Linked DNA regions of Mus musculus: region 2 is linked to region 1. The links are chromatin loops, found by intact Hi-C in ENCODE. Cell type or tissue: heart. All regions are shown on one strand. Links, peaks and the distances in the headings refer to the core of each region. The heading gives the core; the rest is flanking DNA. Region 1 holds the start of Gabpb2 (GA repeat binding protein, beta 2). Region 2 holds the start of Anxa9 (annexin A9).

Region 1 (5,369 bases), core at 212-5,211:
AATATTCTGTAGAAATACAACAAAAGACAGAGAGCAACATTTCTGAGTTGCTAGGACTTCTCTGACCCACAGAGGATATGGAACTCAAAGACAAGAACAGACTCCAGGCAGGACTGACCTAAAAGCCACTCCTTCTACACCTCTTGCTTAAATGTGGTTCTGAAGGCTTTATTGGTACTAACTCTAGACATCATTCTCCTAACGTGGGATCGGATCAGACCAATCTGGACAGAGCATCATGTGATGAGGAATAGTTGAGATCAAAGCACCAGGCATATCAAAGCTGTCTTCAGAGAAAACTCTTTAGAAACAAGCATGAGCAGGTGTGTCACGATGAAAATGAAGTCACGCCGGGCCTGACAACATCTGCCTGTGACCGCAGCACTCTGGGAGACTAAATCAGGATGATGATGAGTTGACGTTGGCCTAAGTGTCATAAGACCATGTTTCAAACCAACAAAGGAGGGCAGTTGCTTGTGCCGGACCTTGTAAAAGTAACCGATGCCAAGAATTATGGGAAAACAGTTCTTATATTTGGTTACTTGACAGGGACATGACTTCTGACATGCCTTCTTTCCTGCCCTGTCACTCCTGATTTAACCTATAGCATCTACCTAGATTAAAATGCATTTGCAAGACGATGATTTTGGAGATCAGTGAGGTCTATATACGGCTTGGTGGGTGAACATATCTGCTGCCAACCTGGTGTCCTGATGGATCCCCAGTTCCCACATCCTCTCTTTTTTGTTTTTTCCGAGACAGGGTTTCTCTGTGTAGTCCTGGCTGTCCTGGAACTCACTCTGTAGACCAGGCTGGCCTCGAACTCAGAAAATCGCCTGCCTCTGCCTCCCGAGTGCTGGGATTAAAGGCGTGCGCCACCACGCCCGGCTCCCACATCCTCTAAGTTGTCCTCTGATCTCCACATGCATGAAAGTCATGGTATGTGTGTAAGTGAGCACACATACACAAAATGTAATAAAGTATTTTAAATAAAAAGCATTATGGGGAGACTGGTGGGTCATTCTTCTAGCTCCCCATACATAAAGGCTGGTAGAACCCTAAGACCAGAGAATAACATAGGCAATTGAAATTAACTAATTAGCTTGTGTGTGTTTCTGTGTGTATTCACTCACCATAGCATGTGGAAGCCACAGGACAACTCGCAGGAGTTGGTTCTCTCCTTCAACTCTGTGGATCAAACTCAAGACTGTCAGTCTCGCTGGCTTTATATGCTAAGTTCCACCTGCCCAACCTATACAACCCCATGGTTCTGAATGCTACAGAGGGGAACTGTTCTCCCTTACTGGATATGCATCCACATAAACTTCACATGAGCGTTTGTCTAGTGTGTATCCTAAGATTTTTCTAAATTCTCTTCCTAGTCCCTCTGTGCTAGGAGTTGAATCCAGGGCCACAGGCATGCTACATTCACACTTGCCTCTGAGCTATACTCCCAACCCTGCCTCCTAGGAATAGGAAGCCAATAAAATACAAAACAAGACCAGGAGACCTTTCTGGGTCAAGTAGCACAGGCTGGCCTTGAACACCTGGATCTTTCTCTCTCCTCTTCTCAAGCACTGAGTACTTAGTGTTCAGAACTTTCAATAAATATTTTAATAACCATGGAGTGCCTGAGCACTTGACAAAGCAGCCCATTACCAAAGAATAATAACTTTTGTTTATCATTTGGGTGTGGTGGTTTGTTCTTTGCAAAGCATGTACAAAAAACATGGCTCACCTCAGTAATTCCAACACTCCAGGGGCTAAGGTTAGAGAATCGCTGTGAGGCAGCCAATCCAAACTACATAGTAAGACCCAAATATTGGATTGGAAACTAGAGAAAATCCTTTATAGGAAGAGGGAGACAGCAGAATTCCTGGAGGAAATCTGTGACAAGAGGTGCACGCTAAGAAAGAAAGCAATTGAAGAATTCTCGGTCTGTACTTTTTTTTCTTTTTCTCCCCCCCCTCACCCCCCACACATTCCCACTGGGAGGCCAGCTGTACAAGCATCTGTGTTGAGAACTGGATATAAGTCCATGACTGCTCTTGTTCACATTATGAACTTACTAAAGTTTCACGTTATTACTGGACCTTGAAAAGTCCAGTTCCCACTTCCTCCCTAGTCACATATCCCTCAGTTTTTGACATCAGCACTCTGCCAAACTCAGGGGCGCCAACTTGCAAGTGGGAGCCCCAGTCTGTAGTGGCAGCCCGGACTCCTGCGCCACACCGCCCCCTCGTGGTCACCCCATGTGGCCTTGGCTTCCCGGAGTCCAGCTCCCCAGCCCCAGGTCTTCCACCCACCCCCTTCACCTCCCAGTCCCCTCCCCTTCCTCCCGACAGCATCCCCTTCCTCTTGGTCCCTCTCCCCCCCGCCGCCACCCCCGCTCCGGCAGTGTGCAGGCCGGCGCCCACAGGTCCTGGCCGGGCTGGGCCGGCCACTTATCACTGCCCCTTGCATCGCAGTTCGGAAGCTCCGGAACCCTGCGTGTCCTTTCCCCCTCACCTATTCCGGAGCGCTGCCGGCTTCGCTCTCACTGGGCCCGCCAGTTTGGTCCCGTTTCTTTCTCTAGTTAAGACTCCTTGCCAGCGGCCTCACTTTTCGGCCTTTTCACATATGCATATTTGGGGGGGCCCTTACCCCCCCTCACGGAGAAATGGAGGCAATAAAATGGCGGACCCGGAAGTGAAGGCGCTGTGACTATACGTCCTGGCGGAGGAATCTGAAGGAAATGGGTTAGCGGAGCCACTTTGCCCTTCTCTCAGGACCTCAACGCACCTCTGAGTCCGACTCCTTCCTACTGAGGACCTCGTGAGCTGGAAAAACGTATACCGCGGGCATCCTGAGCGGGACTACTTAGCGAGGCGCAGGATCACCGATTACGTGGCTTACGTGAGGGATAGTTCCGGCAGGGGACGGACGCAGATGGTAGTTTTGGCGCCAACCAGTGCAGCGCTCGGAGGAACTGGTTACTGGTGCGTGTTGGCGTCCGCACTCTACCTTCCTGCTGGTTCAACGCCGGGCTAACTTGAGGGTTGGGGGAGAATCTTGCTTCCGCTATTCGGGACCTTCTGGTTATGCACTCCTGTCTGACCGGACACTTTCCCAGTGTCCTGAATATAGGTCAGGAAAGAACCCCTGAACTTTTGGGGGGAAGACTAGAATAGGATGGGACATGAAATTGCATGTCTTTCATTTACCAGTCTATCTTGGTTTCTGTTCACCATTTTAACTGATATAAGGACCGAGAGAAAGCTCGGAGAAAACCTTTCAAAAATCAATAACAGGACGCTGGAGCAATGCCTTAGGAGACCCCAGTTCAATTCCCAGCACCCACATTGCAGCTTACAACTGCCTTTAACTCCAAGATCTGACACCCTCACACAAGCAAGCATACATTTAGGCAAAACACCAATGCACACTAAAAATTAAAATCAGTAATAATAACAAACACGCCTTTGATCACAGCAGGAGGCACAGGTCTCCTAATTTAATACCAAAGTGCTAGGCCCACCCTAGCAGAGTCCAGCAGAGTCAGGTGGATTTCTCTGAGTTCAAGGCCCGCCTCCGAAGAAAACCACACAAATTTAAAAGTTAATAATGGGCTGGGGGGCGTGGCTAATCTCTGAGCACTGGCTGCTTACAGGGGAACCCTAGCAGGGCCTTGTAGATGCTTGGCAAGCCCTTCTACCATTGAGCTATGTCCAAATCCTAAATTGTTCTTCAAAGTCAAATATTAGACAGACAGAAGGAAGCGCTGGAGAGATGACTCAGTGGTTAAGAGCACTGACTGCTCTTCCAGAGGTCCTGAGTTCAATCCCCACCAACCACATGTTGGCTCACTTGTAATGGGACCCAATGCCCTCTTCTGGTGTGTCTGAAGAGTGCAACAGTGTACTCATATATAGTATAGTAAATCTTTTTAAAATAAAAAGAAAAGCTTCACTTAAAAAAAAAAAGAAAGAAAAAAAGATAAAAGGGAAAGCTGGATTCGGAAGTGTGAGTAAAATCTGTAGTACTTCATTGGAATGGAAAAAACTAAGCCCCAGACTTAGGATTTAACGTCTTTATTCCATAAATGAATAAACAGCTCCGCAATTCATCTGCAATAGCTTTGGAAGGAATGGGGACGGGTAGGGTCTGAACATAACTGCTTACTTCACGGTCTTATGGCGGCCAAAGAACTGTGTCAGGAATCACTGATTCCTATCACATACTGCAACTACAGAAAGGCAAAGCTAAAATACTTAGGACCAAAACATCTGCCTGTTCCATGACAAAATCACAATTTTATATAAATTCCCCTAATAATACTCTGGTGTTTCTTTAGATCAGATACATCTTTTGTCTTTTAGGAATTATCCTCATAGTGAAGTTTCCCTGTGAAGACTCAAATCTGATTTTCTGAGCATTTCTACCCACAGCTGGAAGCAGAGCTGGATATTAAAGGAGCTACCTCTGAAACGGTGCGATGTTTTTCCTCATCCCACTCCTTTGTTTCCCACCTTTAACTGCCTGCGTGTTTCTGGGGAAGAGAATGCATTGTAAGCAGCAGCAGCATTTCTTATCTTAGCCTTTTAGAAATCCTGTTTTGTAGAAAGTGTCTCAAAACTTCCAGGTTCTCATTACTTCTTGAAGCAGTATTTGCTTACTGGCCTGGTAGAGGACATTAGGGAGGCTCAAGTAATCTTTGAAGTTGATTAAAATGTAACAAACAAACAAAATAATTGGTCTCCCATTTTGCACAACTGTACCTCTCTGTGGTGCCTCAAATAAGGGTGATTCTTTTCTGGGATTAGTTAATATTCTCCGGGCTGACGGGAGGAAATCCTATGATCTAGTACTCCATTGATTAAACCCTTGACTTTGTGCCTAGAGGGCTTTTGAGAGAAACGGAGTAGGCAGATAAATAAATAAATAAATAAATATAGATAGATAAATAAGTACGTACATACATACAAACCTACAATTCAATTGGCAGATTCATCAGCACCACCAGCACAATAGAGGGAAGAGAACAAGATTAAAGTGGAAGGCTTAGAGAGGAAGGGACTTAAGAGGGAAGATAATGAAGGTACGGGGTGGGAGAGAGATCTTGGCCTTAAAGCAAGTCCAGGTCGACAGAGTGGATGCTGGCAATAGGCGCTCTCCAGAAGTTGAAGGTGCTGTACTCAAGGAGGGGGTCACCTTCAGGGTTCTTCTGCTCCGTCCCAGATGCCTGCCCGTTCATTTTGCCAACGCTGCTGCTATCCTTGCTCTCGTAGGTAGGTGTATCTGACAGGCCCAGGCCTTCCAGCTCCGACAGATCCAGTTCTGGGATGGGCATCCTCCAGAAAAGAAAGGAGCTGTACTGGCTACTTACAGGG
Region 2 (5,369 bases), core at 316-5,315, 98 kb after region 1:
GGTTCAAATAGCTAAACCTAGCCCCGTGGCCTGTCCGATGCCTTGGGACACCTCAGCAGTTTATTCACAGGAAGTGAGTCACCACAAGCAGGGCACACTTGGGGCATTGTGGGCATGGCAATGCCAACTGAGGGTGGAGGATGGGTTAGAAAGGCAGGCGTGGTGATTCTAATCTCCTGGTCCAGCCAGGGAGAGTGTGTGGGGAACAGCACCCCAGTGCTGGCGGAGGCCAGGGTTCTCCTCCTTCCATTTACTCTTTTGTATACCTTCTTATCTCCATTTCTCAGGCCCTCACTCTCCGATATCCTGCCTCTGCCCACAAAACTCCCCACTGCTTTCTGTTTTCTCTTTCTTCCTCTCTTCCTCTCTTTTAAAGTTAATTGCACTTACCCAGAGGACATATTTAAAAAGTCTGGTACAGCTGAGTGTGTTAGTTCACACCTGAAAATCCAAACCGTAGGAGGATTTTGAGTTTGGAACCGGGCTGGGCAACATAGTGAGATACTTTCTCAAAAAGATTAAAAATACATCCCAGGACAGCCAGGGCCACAGAGAGAAACTCTGTCTCGAAAAAACAAACAAACAAATGAAGTATCTGGTGGAAACCATGGGAAAGCCAAGTATTAAAAAAAAAAAAAAAAAAGAAAAGAAAAGAAAAGAAAAAGAAAAGAAAAAGGGACAATTCATCAAGAACGGTGGGGAGGGGTTAAAAAGGGTTAGCCAGTGCCCAAACAGCAGACTTGGTTGGAAAAAGAAGTGAGGGTGTATGTGTGTGCGCGTTGCAGAAGATTTTAGGAAGGCTACTGAAGAGGGATAGAGCAGAGTGCAGGGGACAGCCAGGCTTTTGTGGTGTATCATCTGTGCTGGGGTCTCACTGCAAGGACCAAGTGGGCAGACAGGCTGGAAATCATCCACTGCCTCTCTAACTCCCCAAACAGACAAGATCGAGAGCCAAACTCTCACACTAGAGTAGTGAGGTTACATCTCTTCCTAAGATCACAGGCAAAGCCCTGGTGCTAGAAGGCAGGCATACATTGTGAGGCAAGCCTCTGGCACAGGCTTAATGATGACAGACAAACGGCGGGGCTGGAGAGATGGCTCGGCGGTTAAGAGCACAGGCTGCTCCTTCAGAGGACCTGGGTTCATAACAAAGGCGGGAGAGACAGCTCAGCTGTCATGTTCTTACTTACAGAGGACCCGTTTGATTCTCAGCACCCACATAGCTGCTTACAACCTTATATAACTCCAGTTCCAGGGAATCTGATATCCTCCACTGACCTTGTTGGCCACCAGACATTCGTGGAACACATGCATACATTCAGGCAAAACACTCACACACATAAATTTAAAAAGAAAAAACAAAACTATTTTATGAAGGTTTAAAAAAAAACATAGTCTCCCAAATGCTGGGACTGTGCTTGGGCATGAGATGTGAAATTGCACCAGGCAGGGTTTTGGTTTTGTTTTGTTTTGTATTTTTTTTGGTTTTTCGAGACAGGGTTTCTCTGTGTAGCCCTGGCTGTCCTGGAACTCACTCTGTAGACCAGGCTGGCCTTGAACTCAGAAATCCGCCTGCCTTTTCCTCCCAAGTGCTGGGATTAAAGGAGTGCGCCACCACTTCCCAGGGGATAGTTTTTAAAGCATTTTTTACATGGAAGAAGCTAAGCTTAACTCTCCCGGTTAAGGGTCACTTGACAACTTAGTCAAGTTCTGTCCATAATGGGAGTATGGGAGATGGGAGTTAAGGCTGCTGGGCGCTTTCTCTCTCTCTCTCCCCCCCATCCGTCCCCTTATTTATTAATTTATATGAGTACAATGTGGCTGTCTTCAGACGCACCAGAAGAGTGCATGGGATCCCAGATAGTTGTGAGTGACCATGTGGTTGCTAGGAATTTAACTCAGTATCTCTAGAACAGCAGTCGGTGTTCTTAACCGCTGAGCCATGTCTCCAACCTGCTGCTCTCTTCTTGAGGCATAGATTTTATGGGACTATTTAAGGGAAAACAGGTTCTAATACGAAACTGATCACGGCTAACCATAGTGTAGCCTGGAGTACATTTTACAAAAGGTTTGAGTAGCTCTGTTAGGACTCTAAACAGCAGGGCTGGGGGAGGGGGCATTGTGGATCTCACCGTAGGGAGCATCGGGATCTGTGCAGGGTTTTCTCCGCGTGCACCCTTCCTCTGATGCCCAGTGAAGCCGGACGATGGGATTGTAGCATTCAACCCGGGGGTAAATCATGGGCTGAGGTCGCCGACCACACCAGGGCCGCGGGGTTGGGCAGAGGCAGCCAGCTCTGAACTGCTCTGGGCTCAAGCACCAGGGGGTCCCTGACCAATGTCCGGGTGGGCCGCAACCGCGCCACTCAGAGACCCAGGCGCCCTGCGGGGCACGTGCCACCCGCCCCGTCGGGGCTCCTCCGCTCCATAGGCGCAGCGCAGGGTTCCGGGCACCGGGCCCCGCCCGGCCGCGGCCCACACCCAACTCAGCTCCGCTACTGGGCTCGGCCTGGGCTCGCCGGGGCTCGGCGGGCAAAGGAGGAAGGAGGGAGGGAGCCGCGGGCAGCGGAAGGGGGAGGAGAGGACCCGGCCCAGTCAGTGCGCACCGGCCGGGCGCTAGAAGTGGGAAACGGAGTAGCGGCGCCCGGGCCGGAGCAGCTCTGCACCGGACGCCGAGTAAGTCTGTGCGCGGGTCCGCGAGGGTGGCGGGGCAGTGACGGGCGCGGGGGCTCAGGGTGCAGCTCGGAGGGAGCGGGGCCTCCACCGGCTCATGGCGGCCGGCCTGCCGGAGGGCGGGCCGAGCGCTGCTGGAGCGGGCGATCCGGGCCCGGCTGGGGCCTCGGACCAGAGAAGGCCTGCGGGGCAACAGGTAGGGGGACTGGGGCCGGGCGCTCGCTCAGGATCCATGGTACAGACGCCCCTTTGTTAGGAGTGGAGCAGTAGCGGACCTTCGGTGCTAGAAGCCCCTGCGGGCCCGCGTGCGTCCTGGGGCCTGAGTGTGGAGGCCGAGGAGGAACGGTGGCGGCCCCTGCTGTTGCTGCTGTTGCTGCTACTGCTACCGCCGCCGCTGCCGCCTCTGTTTCTGACCCCCTTGTGCCCATCCCAAGAGGGAGGTCAGAGTGTCCATGTGCCTAACGGGAAACAGGAAGGAGTACACTCTTTAGTGTCTGTCCCGGCCCCAAAGGGCTCACATTCCTATACCGTTATGGGGCGTGTTTGGCCAGCTCTGGGTTGTAACTTGCTAATTACAGGCCCAGAGGCCCTCAAGTTAGTTGGCTACCTGCAGGTGGGTGGCATTTCTTTTTAGCCTGAGCTTGGGAATTCCTGTGCCTAAGCTGCACTCCTGGCATCCAAACCAGATCTCACTTATCCGAGTTTCCAGCCTCAGCTGTCAGGGTGTTCTAAGCGCTGTGAGGTCTGGAGTGAGCCGGTCTTCCCCAGAACTGAGTTAGGGAAGGCCTCCCCCAGAAATTACTTCTGTTTGTGTGAGAGCTGGGGTAGGGGGTCACTTCCCATCCCAGAGCTAAGGTGACTGTCTTGCATTTGTGATGGGGCCCCTAAGGTCAAATATTCCGTTCCTTAGGTCTTGTTTCTGGCCACATAGTGCCTAATTTCTAAGGGGTGTGGTGTGGTGTGCTGTGTGTGTGAACTAGTTCTGGTGCCTCTATTCTCACTGGAGCCTCTGACTAGGTTTCTCTCTGTCGCTGGCCACAGGGAGACTGACATTGTACAGTTCCTTTCAACACTACCCCATTTGCCGCTGCTACTTCAACCTACTGGCCTCTCCCTGTCTCTGGAAGGCATATTCTTATATAGTGTTTGGGGTTGGAGCAGGGAAGTTTGTGAAACATCCCAGAGAAGCCTGAGGCCACGGTTGTCACAGCCTCACCCCTTAGCTTTACCAGAATCTGCCCTGTATTTTTGGGCTCATACTTTAGCCCGAAGCAGTTGACTTCTATTGCTCTTCAATATCTAGAAAGAAGTTCTTTTTTTTTTTTTTTTTTAAATGGTTGTTGATTTTGTTTTTTTTTTTTTTTAGATTTATTTATTTCATTATATGTAAATACCATAGCTGTCTTCAGACACTCCAGAAGAAGGCATCAGATCTCATTACGGATGGTTGTGAGCCACCATGTGGTTGCTGGGAATTGAACTCAGGACCTTCAGAAGAGCAGTCAGTGCTCTTAACCACTGAGCCATCTCTCCAGCCCTAGAAAGAAGTTTTTTGTTTTTTGTTTTTGTTTTTTTGGTTTTTCGAGACAGGGTTTCTCTGTATAGTCCTGGCTGTCCTGGAACTTATTTTGTAGATCTGGCTGGCCTTGAACTCAGAAATCCGCCTGCCTCTGCCTCTGGAGTGCTGGGATTAAAGGTGTGCACCACCACGCCCGGCTCTATGTCGCCTTCTTAATGGTTGCTCAGACTTGAGAGCCCTGTGAAACCGTCTCTATCCCACTATCTACTGTCTCACTGGCCCTGAGGTTTTCTTACAGGTCACACTTCTATCCTCCCAGCTTTCTGGCTCTGCAGGTGCCCATCTCTCACCCTATTACACTTGCATTGGAGGGTGGGGTGGGGAGGAATCAATCAGAGTTGGAGCCAGGCAAAAACCTTGCTTAGGTTTCAAGTAATATAATCCTTGTGAAGTCCGTGCTGTATTGGCTCCTCTTCAGCCTGTGATTCTGAAAGTGGTGCCTGTCTCTGAGGCAGGTGTGTGTGAGGAAGACAGATGGACACTACACTGGATCTCCTCACGTGTGCAGGCGGTATAATTTTTGTGAGTGGAAGAGTTGCAGGTGTAATTAAGTTGCAGGTGTAATCAAGGTGTAATCAGCCCTTAGGGGCTGGATGTCGCCTTCTCTCTAGTTCTGATTTCATGTTGATGGAATGCTCTGTCTGATGTGCTGTGCCAAGTAGCCGCCAGGGGCGCAGCAAGGAGCCAACTGGCTCTGAGGAGGTGTGTAAGGCTGACTAGAAACCCTAGTCCCTTCTCCTCCTGTTGAGTCAAACGTCCTGACCCTGCTTGCCTCTGGTGCTGCTTCTCTACTGTGGAAGTTCAGAACAACAAAGAAGGACACATCAAGCTTGAAGCCCAGTGTGCAGGCCCCCAGCAGTCTTCACTTCCCAGGGACACAGCGCAAGAATCCCCAGGTTGAGATAGGTGTGCTGTTCTGTGACTACCCAACCCCCACCCTCTAGCTCCTTACCTTTTTGGTAGGGATAAGCAAGGCACTAGACATTCCTACGCTGCTGGAGCCCGGGAGAGAGGCTCCACCCACTCGGGGCCCTTAGCTAGCTCTCTGAATCTTTAACTCTCGAAAGGCTCTATGAAGAAAAACATCCTAGTTATGGGACGGCTTGGAGATGGCCCAA

Evidence for each region. Peaks named below come from ENCODE experiments on the same cell type or tissue, not always from the same donor. Only the 100,000 strongest peaks of a DNase experiment are listed, where the experiment ranks them.
Region 2: it touches region 1 in a loop (6-fold over the local background); 2 of 42 quality-filtered maps call a loop at or near these places.

What each region holds. Positions count from the first base shown.
Region 1 is chr3:95,215,081-95,220,449 of GRCm38, forward strand. Gabpb2 (GA repeat binding protein, beta 2) reads right to left here and starts at 2,862. Exons shown (of 10, transcript NM_029885.1): 1 at 2,509-2,862; 2 at 1,134-1,188. Mllt11 (myeloid/lymphoid or mixed-lineage leukemia; translocated to, 11) reads right to left here. Exons shown (of 2, transcript NM_019914.4): 2 at 3,464-5,369. The coding sequence ends at 5,105. It overlaps Gm16740 (predicted gene, 16740), which reads left to right and starts at 2,377. Exons shown (of 4, transcript NR_108026.1): 1 at 2,377-2,978; 2 at 4,359-4,469. In heart, for the core only: no CTCF peak of the experiment used is centred there; DNase peaks (open chromatin) are centred at 2,271, 2,661 and 2,901; H3K4me3 peaks cover 2,188 bases; H3K27ac peaks cover 2,364 bases.
Region 2 is chr3:95,312,671-95,318,039 of GRCm38, forward strand. It overlaps Anxa9 (annexin A9), which reads right to left and starts at 2,510. Exons shown (of 14, transcript NM_001379545.1): 1 at 2,133-2,510. It overlaps Cers2 (ceramide synthase 2), which reads left to right and starts at 2,520. Exons shown (of 11, transcript NM_029789.2): 1 at 2,520-2,675. LOC115489748 reads right to left here and starts at 3,126. Exons shown (of 2, transcript XM_030252979.1): 1 at 3,087-3,126; 2 at 2,074-2,894. The coding sequence starts at 3,126. The coding sequence ends at 2,092. In heart, for the core only: CTCF peaks have their summits at 3,026 and 4,918; DNase peaks (open chromatin) are centred at 2,531, 3,031 and 4,901; H3K4me3 peaks cover 3,806 bases; H3K27ac peaks cover 4,013 bases.